2 separate regions of the Homo sapiens genome follow, and region 2 is linked to region 1. A link is a loop called in an ENCODE intact Hi-C map of the cell type or tissue named here. Cell type or tissue: Caco-2. All regions are shown on one strand.

Region 1 (8,000 bases):
CTGAGAATGATGGTTTCCAGCTTCATCCATGTCTCTACAAAGGACATGAACTCATCATTTTTTATGGCTGCATAGTATTCCTTGGTGTATATGTGCCACATTTTCTTAATCCAGTTGTTGTGGGGTGGGGGGAGGGGGGAGGGATAGCATTAGAAGATATACCTAATGTAAATGACGAGTTAATGGGTGCAGCACACCAACATCGCGCATGTATACATATGTAACAAACATGCACATTATGCACATGTACCCTAGAACTTAAAGTATAATAAAAAATATATATATATTTAAAAAAAAAGAAAATTCCAATCAACATGAGTCAGCATAATCAGGAAGTCTCTTCCACTTTAGTCCTAAATGGAAAGCAACTTTGAAATGACCAACCTGCTTTTTGTTTTCTGTTTCCACTCTCTTCAGTACTTTTCTGGCTACAAAGACAACTTCCTCTCCTCTGTTCAATAGAACACTCATTCTACTTGAGAGAGGTTGTGAGTCTGAGGGTCTGATTATGTGAGCCTATTCTGGTCCTCTTACTTCTTCACTGTGGAACCTGGGCCATGTCTGAACCCTTCCATGGTCTAGTCTGGCTCATCGGAGAGATGGGCTCCTTCCAAATACCCATTGAAGGGAGGGTTGCACATAGCAAATGACACAGACCCCCAGAGCACTTTGTGCAGCAGTTTCCTGTCACCCATTGAATGCTGACAGAAGGTGGGTGAAGGGCAGGTGGTGTGGCAGATTCCTGAGTGTGCAAAAAAGAAAAGTGCAGTGGATGACAAAGCTGAGAGGGCAAGGCCTTGGACATACGAAAGGTTGATGTCTACGCAATCAACAAGTTCCTAGCCATGGTTTAGCACATAATTGTGTCCTGGGGACATAATTCCTCCTCTGGCTGCTTTCTGGAAGGAAATTCAGAAGAGGAAATTGTAAATATCTTGGACTCAAGAGAGGCTTGCAGCTTCTAAGTAGGTAGCTCTAGGCTGAGTCAAACCTTGAAAACAATTGTGTGAGCAAAAATGGTTTTTACATATCTATGTGGAAGGCTCCTTGCAAATCCAAGCTATGGCAGGAAGAATTTGGAATGTGGCTCCAGCATTCTCTAGAAACATGAACCTGGGAGTCCAGGGACAGGCACAGTGTGGGCATTCAGGGTTTCCAGCTGGAGGACTGTCCCTTGCAAAACTTTGAGGTCTGGGGTTGGGTGCAGGGAGTGTGGTCCTGGAAGATGTGTTGGAAACCTTCCCAGGGCCAAGTCCCACAGACTCATGTAGGAATCCAGGCCCTGGTCCAGTAGCCCTGACTGTTACCCAGCCAGACCTGGAACAAGTTATACCATGTCTTCACAGTTCCGAGATGTGAGATGAACCATCCATCATAACAGATTTTCAGGAGGAAATGAAAATAAATGCACTAATCAGTGTACAAGTGGATCTGAAGACATATACAGGTTTAGAAATGTTAAAATATGAGGGAAGGCATATTTTAGACATACTGTAACAAAAGCTACTTCTTACTGACCACATCATTTGGGCCAGTCATTTTACATGCAGGTGGGTGACATCAGGTAAAGACTCACACCAGTTCTCTGAACTTGTACTATCATGTTCCCACTTTACAGATGAAGAATTGAGGCAGAGAAGGTACGTGATTGGCTCAGCTTATAACCAGCAACAGTTGCATTTAACAGGGCTCTGCCCTCACCCTGGCCTCAGCTGTCTACCCCATGACCAGGGAAGGGTTGCTGTAATCAACAGTTACCCAGTGCCAGATGCCCCATGCCACATGGCTGAGGCCTGCAAGGAAGCCAGTGAGAGACTGTCACTGGACCTGGCCCACCTGTCTTCTCCCCATCTCCATTAGGACACCACCTTTTCTAAAATACAGACAAGGGCCCTGGAGGAGAGTTGGGGTTTAGGACAGAGTGGGTGAGGATGGAGAAGCTTCCACTTGTACATGGATGGTGCAGGTCCCTTCCACCCTCCAGAGGCTGCACTCCTGTTCAAGGGTGGGCCCTACACTCCCATATACCTGCCCTGAATCATCTCCTTCATTCCTAGCTGACTGGGTGACCCAAAGGTCACCTGTAGGCCAACCCCACTGGGCAGGCTGACCATTGGCCACACACTAGGGCCAGCAGGCCAGAATACAATGCCTACAGTGAGGAGTCCACCATAATCCCACAAGATGCAATGCCAATCACCATAACCCTAAATGCTGAAATCCCAAAATATCAAAATGCCAAAAATGCACTTCTGGGAAAAATAATTTTAAAAATCATTGAAGATGTTTATTTACCTTTAAAAATGTAGGCTTATTTGAGAAATGTAAAAACATGATAGAATACTTCATAAGCCACTTTATATAATGAAATAGACAACAATAACATGCATATATTTGCAAGCACAAACAGTTACACCAATGACAGTCACACAGGTATAACTCTTATAAGCGGACAAACCATAATCATAAAGAAATAGGTCACACAAGGAAATGTATCAACAAATATTACTATAGTTGATAATTTTGTAAACTCATTTTATAAGTTTGGTGTCATATGAAATACTGTGACCAACAACCTAAGTCTTTTACAACTACAATCAAAAACCATTATGGATCACCACTGCACACACCTTCACCTAGAGTCAAGATCTCGAGAAATTTTATCTTTCAAAAATGCACATGAACAAAAAAAGACATCTCTTCATTTATTCAGCAAGATTATACATGCGTCACAATGCTTACACACAAAGCATTGTGATAATGTACTTTTGTGGAATCTAATTTGAAAAAATGCATAAAACAAATTAGACTCTTTAAAAGTCTCTACACAATTTATGCCTCTAGTACTGGAAGCAATGCCAAGATGAAAGAAATATGACACATTGTAAAAAATAATGCTGACAATTTAACATAGTGAAAAAAAGAAAAGAAATAGGAAACAAAAACTTTAAAAAATGACATAAGAAAAAGTGCATCACAGGTATAAATTACGGGCAATTGCATGGAGATAGTGGTTAAGAACTGGCCAGATTTCACGATCATTTACTATATTTTGAAGTCATGCATCGCATCATATAGCTGCTTTTTTTTTTCTCTTTTAGGACATGGGTATCCTCAGTGAATATATTCACATTCGTTTTCTTCATGGCACTGCTTTATTGAAATTCTATGTTACACTGACATGAGCATTCTCTATTAACCTTTCTCATCTTCTGCTTAGGGATTTTGATATTTTGGAATTTAGACTTTAGAAAGATTGACCTTTTGGGGTTTCAACATTTGGAATTGTGGCCTATGGGATTGTGTCTGTTTGGATCCAAACCCACTAGATTCGCACACTGTATTCATTCATGTCTCCTAATTCTCCCTCTCCCTGCTGACGAAGTGCACAGATCACAAACATAGACTTGCTTAATTTTCATATGTGAATATCCCTGGAGGGCCCATCGTCTCTCAAGAAATTAACATATTCTCTGAGAATCCCCCTCATTCCCCTCCCAGTCACTGTCTCCCAAGGTAACCACTATCCTAACTTTAGTGGATAGAGTAGTACTGCCTGTTTTGATCTTTATTTAAATGGAATTATTGAGCTGATATTCTTTGGGTCTGGCTATATTTGATCAAAAATAGATTAGTGACCTTCATCCATGTTGTAGAAGTAACAATGGTTTTTTCATGCTCATGGCTGTATAGTATTCCTTTGTATATATCCCAATGTATTTACCCATGCTAGGGTGATGAACACTGGGGCTGTTTCTAGCGTGCTACTGAGGGCATGCTTAGACACATCTTTTGCCAAATGAATGTATGCCTTTTCACTAGTACATACCTCAGAGGGGACATTCTGGAGCTTAGGGTGTACGGATGTTCTGCTTTAGATCATACTCTTGGGTCTCTTTTAAGTCTCCAGCAGACCTATTGCCCACAATGTCTGCCTTCATCCCATTGTCCTTTTTCATTCTATTGGCTTGTTTTAGCAGACTGGCCTGTGGTCCTGCAGCATGTCTCACCACCATTCATTTGTCTGTATGCTGCCTTCTTGTGTCATTTAACTTGTTGCTCTTTCCCAGTGTTTCTGATCATAGGAAGTTAGCCTCTGTGACAAGGTTAGAGGCAGGTCTCACTCTTCTGATAAAAGGACTTCATCAGTGGTGCCATGTCTCCTACAGCATCCCAGCATGAAGCACATGAGTTCTGGTTTTTTCACTCTTTACCATATCAGCACTGATCGTGGGTTCAGGTGATGACAGTCTCGTTCCTCCTTTGACTGATTCCTCACTGACCTTTAACCAAAGTGTTTCATTCAACCTACATCAGTTCAGTCACTGGGGTTCTAGATATTGTTTCTTTTGTTAAACATAGCCTTCACTAGGCTTGGCTTAAATTTTTCAGTGAGGAACAGCTCTCCCTCTTCAACTGTGCCTGTAGAGTAATCTTAAAATACACAGGAAGGGCAGAATAAAAGTTTAATTCTTTCCATTGCTAGTCATGCTTCCTTAGTCTTGTCTTAGTTGTAAAAATTCCTGAGACTGTCCCTGTTTTTGATGATCTTAACACTTTTGAGGAATATTGGTCAGCTCTTTAGCACAAAATCCATCCAGTGGTATTTGTCTTATCTTTTTCTCCTGATTAGAATGGGGATATGACAGCAGATCCTCCCCCACCATGAGTGATCACTCCTGCTTGTGGGGCATAGAGAAGGCACCTAGACCTGCACTCACCAGCACCCCACCCCTGAGTCACCACCACCTCCAGTGTGACCACACACACAGTCTCCAGCAGGGGGCCCCCATCCCCCATCCAGCTGCATTGCCTCCGCCACTGTGGTGAACACACGCAGGGAGGTAGGCACCCTGGCACCCACAAACACTCTACCACAGCTGTTGTACCTCTGCCTGCACAGTGCAGTGGATTCCAAACCTCGAGGAGCCAGAGAACAAAGATGGGACCCAATACAAGTCCCCCAGAATTAGAACATACAGTCCAGGTGTTGAGTGCTGAGTGTTGGCCCCCAGAAACAAAGCCAGCCAGCTGACTTTTTTTTTTGAGATGGAGTCTCACTTTGTCACCCAGGCTGGAGTCTCACTTCACCTTACACCACAGTCGAACATTCAAGGTCATCAAATGGGATAAAAGAAAAAATCCATCCAAAGGTCAGAAACCTCAAAGACTGAAGGTACATAAGCCCACAAAGATAATAAGGATAATAAGAATCAGTGCAAGAACCCTGATTCTTGATGAAGAGTGATGCAAAAATCCTCAACAAAATACTGGCAAACTAAATCCAGCAGCACATCAAAAAGCTTATCCACCACGATCAAGTAGGTTTCATCCCTGGATACAAGTTGGTTCAATATATACAAATCAATAAATGTAATTCATCACATAAACAGAACTAAAGACAAAATCACACGACTATTTCATAGATTCAGAAAAGGCTTTCAATATAATTCTACACCCCTTCATGTTAAAAACTCTCAATAAAATAGGTATTGAAGGAACATACCTCAAAATAATAAGACTCATCTATGACAACTCACAGCCAACATCATACTAAATGGGCAAAAGCTTGAAGCATTTCCCTTGAAAACCGGCGCAAGAGAAGGATGCACTCTCTCAGCACTCCCATTCAACATAGGACTGGAAGTCCTGGACATGACAATCAGTCAAGAGAAAGAAATAAAGGGCATCAAAATAGGAAGAGAGGCAGTCAGTTAAACTATCCCTGTTTGCAGATGACATGACCTATATCTAGAAAACCCCATAGTCTAAGCCCAAAAGCTTCTTAAGCTGATAACTTCAAAAAAGTCTCAGGATACAAAATCAATGTACAAAAATCAGTAACATTCCTACACACCAACAACAGTCAAGCCAAGAGCCAAATCAGGAATGAACTCTCATTCACAATTGCCACAAAAAGAATAAAATACCTAGGAATACAGTTAGCCAGGCAGGTGAAAGATCTCTACAATGAGAACTACAAAACATTGCTCAAAAAAATCAAAGATGACACAAACAAATGGAAAAACATCCTATGCTCATGGATAGGAAGAATCAATGTCATAAAAATGGACATACTTCTCAAATCAATTTGTAGATTCAATGCTATTCCTATTGAACTACCATTGAGATTCTTCACACAACTAGAAAAAAAACTATTTTAAAATTTATGTAAAACCAAAAAAGAGCCCAAATAGCCAAGGCAATCCTAAGCAAAAAGAACAAAGCTGGTGGCTTCACACTACCCAACTTCAAACTATACTACAGGTCTATAATAATCAAAATAGTATGGTACTGGTATAAAAACAGACACATAGATGAATGGAACAGAATTGAGAACCCAGAAATAAGGCCACACACCTACAACTATCTGATCTTCAACAAACCTGACAAAAACAAGATATGGGGAAAAGATTCCCTATTCAACAAATGGTGCTGGGATAATTGGCTAGCCATATGCAGAAGATTAAAACTGGACTCTGGCCAGGCGCGGTGGCTCGTGCCTGTAATCCTGGCACTTTGGGAGGCCAAGGCGGGCGGATCACGAGGTCAGGAGATTGAGACCATCCTGGCTAACATGGTGAAACCCCGTCTCTACCAAAAATACAAAAACTTAGCCGGACGTGGTGGCAGGTGCCTGTAGTCCCAGCTACTCAGGAGGCTGAGGCAGGAGAATGGCGTGAACCTGGGAGGCGGAGCTTGCAGTGAGCCGAGATTGTGCCACTGCACTCCAGCCTGGGTGACAAAGTGAGACTCCGTCTCAAAAAAAAAAAAAAACAAACAAAAAAAAAAACCTAGACCCTTTCCTTATACCATATACAAAAATTAACTCAAGATTGATCAAAGACTTAAATGTAAAACTTATGAAAACCCTGGAAAATAACCTAAACAATACCATTGAGGACATAGCAATGGGCAAAGATTTCATGACAAACATGCTGAAAGCAATTGCAACAAAAGCAAAAATTGACAAATGGGATCTAATTAAGCTAAAACGCTTCTGCACAGCAAAGGAAACTATCAACAAAGTGAACAGAAAGCCTGCAAAATGAGAGGAAATTTTTGCAAACTATGCATCTTACAAAGATCTAATATCCAGCGTCTATAAGGAACTTAAACAAATTTACAAGAAGAAAATAAACAACCCCGTTAAAAAGTGGGCAAAGGACATGAACAGATACTTTTCAGAAGAAGACAGAAAACATATATGCGGCCAACAAGCATATGAAAAAAAAGCTCAACATCACTGATCATTAGAGAAATGCAAATCAAAACCACAATGAGATACCATCTCACAGCAGTCAGAATGGCTATTACTAAAAAATCAAAAAATAACAGATGCTGAGGAGGTTACAAAGAAAAAGGAATGCTTATAAACTGTTGATGGGAGTGTAAATTAGTTCAACCATTGTGGAAGATAGTATGGCAGTTCCTCAAAGACCTAAAAACAGAAATACATTTTGACCCAGCAATCAAATTATTGGTATATACCCAAAGGAATATAACTCATTCTATTATAAAGACACAAGGACATGTATGTTCATTGCAGCATCATGGACAATAGCAAAGACATGAAATCAACCTAAATGCCCATCAATGATGGACTGAATAAAGACAATGTTGTACATATACACTATGGAATACTATGCAGCCATAAAAAATAATGAGATCCTGTCCTTTGCAGGAACATGGATGGAGCTGGCGGCCATTATCCTTAGCAAACTCACAAAGGAACAGAAAACCAAATACCACATGTTCTCACTTATAAGTGGGAGCTAAATGATGAGAACACATGGGCACATAGAGGAGAACAACACACACTGGTGCTTCTCAGATGGTGGAGGGTGGGAGGAGGAAGAGGATCAGGAAAAATAACTAATGGGCACTAGGCTTAATAGCTGGGTGATGAAATAATCTGTACAACAAACCCCCATGCCACCAGTTTACCTATGTAACAAACCTGCACATGTACCCTTGAACTGAAAATAAAAATTAAAAAA
Region 2 (8,000 bases), 360 kb before region 1:
TAGTGTCACAGGAAGCTCAGGGGACTGCTCCAGACACTTCTGCAGCTAAGATATGTGGATTTGGTGTGAGAGGAGTTCTAGGACTCTGGACCTTCTAGGGTACCATACAGCAAAGGGAGTCCCCTTGCTCTTGGACTTCTACCCTACCCCCGCCTTTGAGCCTAACTCCAGGAGGAGGGGACAATGCACACTGGCAAATTGGTATATAGTCCCACACAATGGTAGGATGAGGATTCAGGGGAGAATTCAAGATTTGTCTCTCATTCCAGATCCAGGGATCCTTGGATGGGCACCCCTCAAGGGCAGGCTCTGCCCTGTCCATTTACTACTGTATCCCAGGGGCTAGTACCTTCGTGGGGTTTCAAGGGCTCGGGATGAGAACCATGATGAGAACTACCTGGATGAGGAAAGGGAGTGTCCCAGGCTGTCCTCAGCCCAATGCCAGTGAGGGCTCTCTCCCCTGCAGAGTCATAGGGAGGGCCCTGGGCTCTGTAGGCACGTGAAATGGTGTTCCAAGGAGGAGTCTAACGTGGGCTGTGAATGTTACCCAAATGCGCTGGGCACGGAGGGCACTGTTCCCAGAAGAGACTATCTCAAGGTGCGTGAGGCAACGTGCTAGAACTCTGCTCTCAATCTGAACTCTGGAGAGTATAGATGGTCATCCATAGGCATCTAGTTCCGTAGCCAGGTCTGTGCTACCCTGAGGACTAAGGTGCAGCAGTAGCAGCCCTAGGCTCCCTGGGGTTCCAGAGGAGTGAAAGTGAATGGCAACACAGCCAGAATCTGATTCTGTTTTACTTCCCAGGAAGAAGTGAAGCCGCATGGAGCATGAGGGGGCAGCCAAGGGGCTGGGCATCACAGAAGCCCTGACATTTGCTGGGCTCCTACCCTGCATCACATACTATATCAAAAACTTTAGGAGCTGAGATATTCTCTCACAATGGAAGAGGTTAGTCTCAGTCCCGTTTGCCTGTGGACATCTTGCATCGTCCTCTGAACAATCTTTCCCTTCCTTCCTCTTCTTTCCAGTTCTCGTCCCACCGTCTTCCCTCTCTTCTTTTCTTTTTTTTTCTCCCCTCAAGCCCAAGACTTTCCTGTCATGCCAGGCAATGATTCAGCCACTTCAGTTCTGGGTGGATGGATAGGCAGGGCTTAGAGCAGGCAACCCTCATGCTGTCAAAGCCAAAAAGTAGAGGAATTATAAAAGCCTCCACCAGGGGTTGCCTAAGCTCTGGTGTTTTGCCCCCACTACTTTAAAGGCGATTCGTTTAAAACAAAACAAAACGAAAAACAACAACTTACTTTGTAAAGCATAAGCTTAAAATAAGAAAAACAGAAGTGCCTAATCAGATCTTTGGAAGTATTGCATTGCACTGTCACTGAGTGATGTATGACTGGCTGTCTTTCTGTTTGGACTGCATTCATCTGAATGGAGTGGGTACATTGGCTACCGCCTTTTCTCCTGGTTTTCGCTGTTTCTCTTTGATCTAGAAACGATTTATTCTTACTCCCCCAGATTTCTTTATAAAAAGCCACAGGGAAGGGAAACAATGATGGCCGTTTGGGAATAAAGGAGGGCTCTCACAGTTGAAGTTTTCTCCATCTGGGCTTGGGTAAGGAGAAGGGCTTCTGGTCCCTCAGGCCTGTCAGTCATATACCTGGGACCTGTCCCGTGGTCATATAGACCAGACCCTGCACACCTGCAGTCTCAGGTTCTGACAAGCAGATATCTTGCAAAGCGGAGCCCACAGCTGGAATTCAAGGCAAAGCCCATCCCCTCTTGCCAGCAAGGCAGGAGTGTCCCTTCTGAAGTAAAAGCCAGAGGACAAGATGGACTGGGAAACACTGCAAAGACATTGCTCCTCGGCCTTTGGTGACGTTCCTCCAAGGTCCCCTCTCACAGGTGTGTTATGAGACATACCTCAGGCATGAGTGGACGCATCAACAAAAGGAATAGCTAAACACAGCCTGAAATAGGATGCCTTCAAGGGGACAAACAGAAGTGTAGGAGGAAGGATCTTCAAAGACATGCCAAATTACCGTGACTCATTACCATGGCCCTCTTAAGATCAGTGCTCGCAAGAAGTCAGTAGTTTATGCCAAACAAGTATAGCAAGAAGAGCAACCTTGCTGGGTGGGTGAGGAAAATCAGTCCTCTTTTCTATGACATGAGACTAATTATTAAAAGAATTTCAATTTTGTCTTTACCAAGACATGAGTTCCTTATGTACTGCATGCTGTCTTCTGCTTTTTATTTGAAGAAATGTGGCATTTGGGAAGCAGCAGATGTCCCCCCTGTGGAATCAATGTGAAATGATATTTTTGTAACATCATTAAAAAGTCTATCAAAATGGGAAATTTCTCTAACACTTTCTAAGGGACCAATAAAAACACTCAGAGGAGGAAGGCTTATCAGCGGAGATTCTTGCTAAAGGGCAAGTGTATTCACATATGAAACATAGTTTTCAAAGTCCTCAGAGCCCACAGCTGGGATTTCTTTCCATCGAATCTTGGAGCCTAAGCATTGCAGTTAAATCCTGGGCAGGAGCAAAGCCTCGAGGCCCCCAGTCTTAACCCTTACTTTGTATCCCAATGCAGAAACCACCAGCTTGCCCCCAGCTGGCTGCCTGGTTCCCACCTTTCTGATTGATGGTGGCTAAGCAGTCACATGATAGGGCAGTCTAAAGAGTATAAACTCTGTTGGCACAATGTCTCACACCTGTAATCCCAGCAGGCGTGGGAGGGCAAGGCAGGAGGATCACCTGAGGTCAGGAGTTCAAGATCAGCCTGACCAACATAGTGAAACTCCGTCTCTACTAAACACAAAAAAATTAGCGTGGCATGGTGGTGGGCGCCTGTAATTCCAGCTACTTAGGAGGCTGAGGCAGGAGAATCGCTTGAACCCGGGAGGCAGAGGTTGCAGTGAACCGAGATTGCACCACTGAACTCCAGCCTGGGCAACAACAGCGAAACTCTGTCTCAAAGAAAAGAAAAAAAAAAAAAGTATGAACTCTGGAATCAGACAGGCCTGATTTCAACCCTAGCTCCTCTGTGACCCTGAGCCACTGCTAAACTTCCCTGGGCCCCATCAGGAAATGTGAATCCCACAAACAGCCAGCAGAGGGACCCACTCCCAGCCTCCAGAAAGTACTCAATCAACTGGGCCTTTGTGAAGCAGGTTCTGCCTGCCTGGCCAGAGACTAGCTTGTGGAGTTCCAGATCCTAGCCTTCTTAGCCTGCTTCAGCTCCAGCCCAGATGAGGCAAAGCTGTAGCAATTGCTGGCTCTCCTGAGCCCCACATGGCTTGTATCATGGCTAGTGAACTTCAGAGAGATGCATAAGGGCCAGTGAAATATTTTCAGTTCTGAAGCCACAGCCTGTGCCATGTGGGGGTTTTCACCCTGCACTGAGGTGATGCATCTGGCTAGGCTCCAGGGCTTTGTGAGCATTTTCCTGAGGGCCCCATCTATGGCTACCATCATGCAGTGTAACTTGTTTTCAACATCAACAACGAGCTGCTCAAAGAATAAGTTCTCTTTTGAGACCAGCCTGGCCAACATGGTGAAACCCTGTCTCTACTAAAAATACAAAAATTAGCCAGGCATGGTGGTGCAAGCTTGTAATCCCAGCTACTCAGGAGGCTGAGAAGGAAGAATCGCTTGAACCTGGGAGGCAGAGGTTGCAGTGAGCCGAGATCATGCCACTGCACTCCAGTCTGGGTTACCGCGTGAGACCCTGTCTCAAAGAAAATAAAATAAAAATAAAAAAAGATTAAGTTCTCACAACAGCAGGCTGGAGGGAGGATGACATTAGCACTCTTCATACCACTGTCAGTCCACAGTGGGGTCCAAAGTCAAACAAAAGACCCCAACACCAGGATTGTTTTGGTATTCTTTTCCGATAACATCTTTGCGGATCAAATTCATCCCAGACTTTTCAACTCATTGAATCCTCACTGCTGCCCGAGGGACTGTGCACTACTTTTCTCTCCAGAGTAGCAATGCACAAACTGAGGCTTGGAGAGGGTCATTGCTGGCCCAAGGTCTCATAGCCCCTGGCTTCTTAATCACTATGCAACACTGCCACGGGCCAGGGCTCTGGGCTGGGCTGCTAGGCCCTGTGCTTTAAGGGTAACCATGATCTGCTCTCATAGGCAACCAGGGCACATGGAAGGTCACAAGGCTGAGAGCAGGGGTGGATAGGCAAGAGAGTTTCCAGAACATAGGCTGTCAGAAAACCCCAATTTTACATGGGGGAAAAGTACATTTTACAATTCAGGATCCAGATTAGTTCTAAGTTATTACTGTTAGCTACCAAGTCTGAGTGAGTAAGCCCTGAGCACCACTGTCTAAAGAAATTTATGGCCCTACAATGCTGAGATGTGGGTTCTACCATCCTCATGTTACGTGATGAGAAAGTGGACGTAAGCTGTCTAAGGTCACACAGCTAGTAAGTGACAAAGGCAGGACTCAAACCCAGTTTCAGCTAGTGAAAAGCCACCTCACTTATCCCCTGTGCTCTACACAGATTTGGTGAAGAAGGAAACGACAGAACGCGTGACCACAATAAGCACCATGAAGAGACCCTGGGCCATGCACTTGCTATAAGCCAGATCCTGTGCTAACTATTTCAGTTTTGTGGCCAAGTGGTGTCACCTAGCCATCTTGCCTCCTTAATGTTCACCCAAGTCAGGTGCTAGTCATGATAAGGTCTGCATTCGGACTCCTGTCAGGGAGAAAAACGGAGACCACAAAAACAAAAGCAAGACTTCCCTTGAAAAGCTGCTTTCAGGCATCTTTCCATCCTGCCAAAAATTAACCACAAACTTCCTAGGGACAAAGAGAGCTGCCAGCAGAGTAATGTTGAGAAGGCTGCCGCACAGCATCCTGTGACTTCATCTCCTGCAATTAATTGTGTCTCCCACTCGGCACCTGTGAGGAACATGCTATGATAGTAGCAACTGGGTGTCATGACCACATTTCAAAATTGGACTCTTAAAGCAAGTGACACCCCAGAATTTTGTGGGTGGACCCAGGCTCTGTGTGATTGCACTGGGAGGCCACACAGAGTGCAGGATTTCCCGACAGAAGACTTTGCGGGCAGATTTCAGTTATCTGAAATGACTGGTGTACACACATGCTTGCCAAGGGCTCTTCCTATTTTTTTAGCCCTATGTTCAGCCAATTTCCTCCAAGGAAAACCGTGGATGGAACTAAATGAGATTTCACCCACTTGGTGCAATTTGGTCAGAGGGTGGAATATCCAGCCATCCAGGTTGACCCGGGGCAGGGCCTCAGTCTCACCTGTCCTGGGAAGGGCGTCCTCATGAGGTCAAGGCTGGAGAAAAAGCACATATCCAGGAACTCTAGCCCTCTGCAAGGCCTCAACAAATGGTGGCTCTTACTGGTGTTAGTATCACATATGCACAGATAATTTTCAGAATCCAGAAAGGGGATGAAGTGTACAGATCAGTAAGTAGCACCTCTCAGAGTCTAGCCAACACATTGACATTTAAGCAGTGAGATGTATGAATATTAATACAAAATATGATAAATGAAGAAAATTCAGTATTTTATAAACAGTTTCGTATCATCCATTTTAGGTTTTACTAGCAAGAGAATTTAGAGCAGGCTTATGAAAAAGCCTTGCCAGAGCTTTATGGATTAGGGTTTTGTGAATAACAGATCATGGGTATGTATTGCCCTAGGCATCAATTTCCACACAGATCAAAAAAGAGGCTTCCCGCCTTACAGATTCCTGGTACTGAAATAGCCTTCAATTTTCAAACCTGTCAGTTTACCCAAGTCAGAACTCTCACTGCCTCCCTATTGGCCTGGAGCCACTACACATATTTGGTTATAACCCATGGATGGAATCTAAGTCCCCAAACAGGCCATATCCTGTAGGACCTTCAGGACTGGAAACCTATGGTCTCACGGCTCTTCTTCCTTCTCCCCAAGCTGGAGGCTTTTCACTATCTGCCCATTTCCCATCTACAGGCTTTGAGGCTCAGGCCAGCATCCCCACACGCTTATTCAAAGGTCATTCCTGGGAAAACAGAAATGTATCTTCACCACTATTAGTAATACTGTGCTTTATAGTTTACAGATCGCTCCCACAGGAATCTCATCTCCCAGGAGACAGACTGAGAAGTTTCATTACTCCTGCAGGTAGGTGGTTAATATTGTACCCATCTTCTGGATGAGGTAATTATAACTCAGAGAGGTATAGTGACTTTCTCAGAGTCACACATCCATTGAGTGATGGAGCCAGGGGTCAATTCCAGGTTTATAACTACAAAGTCTGTGCTTCCTGCCCTGCTTCCCCTGTGGAGGACAGCAGCCTGACTATCTTTATCTGGGTAGCTTTCTCTTTCTCTCTCTCTCTCTCTCTCACACACACACACACACACACACACACACACACACACACACACCCCTTTCCTTTATAGGACGAAATCTCATAGTTTACCAAAATCTCTAAAGCTCCCTTGCCAGCAATCCCTCAGTGGACTTGAACTGATGGTGCCAGGTTTGGGTCATGGGGTAGCATAAAAGCAGGCACCTCCATCAAAGCAGAGCCCCTCTTCCATTTACTCTCTTTCCATCATGAGGATGATTTTATCTCATCTGTCAGAGTGACCACTTCCTTTCATGGAGATGGTAGGAGGCAAGTTGCTAAAGAACCTGACAAAGACTTAGAGAAGCCTAGAAACTCAGTCCCAGGGACCATCCCTCCTCTACCTCCACACAGACTCACACACACACCTATACTCACACACACTCCCAACAAATTGGGAGCCTACATCTCCCAGGCAGTTTCCACAGCAGAGCTGTGCTGAGAGCCCATGTCTCCCAACTCCCAGGACAGGCTCAGACACAGGAGCCAAATTCTTCTTGCAGCCACATAAAGGCTGTGGTGATAAAAGAGAGATGTTTGGCGAGACACAGCATGAAGCAAATATATCCTTTAACCAAGTTCTGGCCTTACCCTTTGCAGAAAGATATGGAAACAAATAATCATTTGACTACAAGAATTGGCCCTGTGGGTTCTAAAGTGGGAAGTGGTGGGAGGAAGCCAAGAACAGGGAAGTGTAACAGTGACACTTGGACCCCTCTTCCCCGCTCATAGGTAAAGTACTCTGCCGATTCTGTTTTACCCATGTATCCGTCAAACAGGGGGTGATATCTGAGTCCTCCACCATTTTCTTAAGTGGGCTTGTAAGTGTCCAAACAGCAGGTGCCTACAGGGCAGGAGACAGCTAGGGACAGGCAGAAGTGTTGAAGCTTGTCCTTGGAGTCTATCCCACTTGGCCCCTAATACATGCCATGTCAAGCTCTAGTTCTCCTTCCCATTCCAAAAATTCCTTAACCTTTAGACCCTTTTCTTTCTCCTGGCCAAGTCACTTCTCTCCCACCTCTCCCTGCTTCCCCGAGGTCCGGGCTTATCTAGTCTCTTGCAGGAGCAGTTTCAAGAGCAGGCATCAGAGACTTTTGGTGTTAGGTCAGCAGTTTCCTTCAATCTTTGTTTTTGTCATAGTGGGGGCTGGAGGCATGATATTCAGGATAAAAGTAAGAGGAACATGTTGGGGGAGAATACACAGTAAAACAACCAGATCAAGTCTTCATGTGTGACCCTCCAACAGTCCTCCCACAAGTACAGCTTTGTAACCTCCAGAAAAAGATAGCCTCTTCTATCTTAGGTGTTTTATCCTAAAAAATAGGGGCTACATAGGCTCAAAGTAAAGGGATGAAGAAAGATCTATCACACAAACAGAAAACAAAAAAACAGCCAGGGTTGTTATTCTAATATTAGATAAAACAGACTTTAAACCAACAACAGTAAAAAAAGGACAAAGAAGGGCGTTATATAATGATAAATGGTTCAATTCAAGAAGACTTAACTATCCTAAATACATATGAACCCAACATAGAGCACACAGATTCGTAAAACAAGTACTTCTGGACCTACAAAAAGATTTACACAGCTACACAATAATA

Evidence for each region. A loop is a pair of places that touch in the nucleus more often than their neighbours do. Peaks named below come from ENCODE experiments on the same cell type or tissue, not always from the same donor. Only the 100,000 strongest peaks of a DNase experiment are listed, where the experiment ranks them.
Region 2: it touches region 1 in a loop (18-fold over the local background); 3 of 110 quality-filtered maps call a loop at or near these places.

What each region holds. Positions count from the first base shown.
Region 1 is chrX:149,867,353-149,875,352 of GRCh38, forward strand. The region is part of intron 2 of LINC00850 (long intergenic non-protein coding RNA 850); the gene reads left to right. Among named protein-coding and RNA genes, the nearest start is that of MAGEA8, 9.8 kb to the right of the region's middle. In Caco-2, a CTCF peak has its summit at 4,784 (motif pointing right); a DNase peak (open chromatin) is centred at 4,779.
Region 2 is chrX:149,509,326-149,517,325 of GRCh38, forward strand. No RefSeq gene overlaps it. Among named protein-coding and RNA genes, the nearest start is that of IDS, 8.0 kb to the left of the region's middle. RefSeq lists enhancers at 1,108-2,307, 2,993-3,287. In Caco-2, no CTCF peak of the experiment used is centred here; DNase peaks (open chromatin) are centred at 1,886 and 3,146.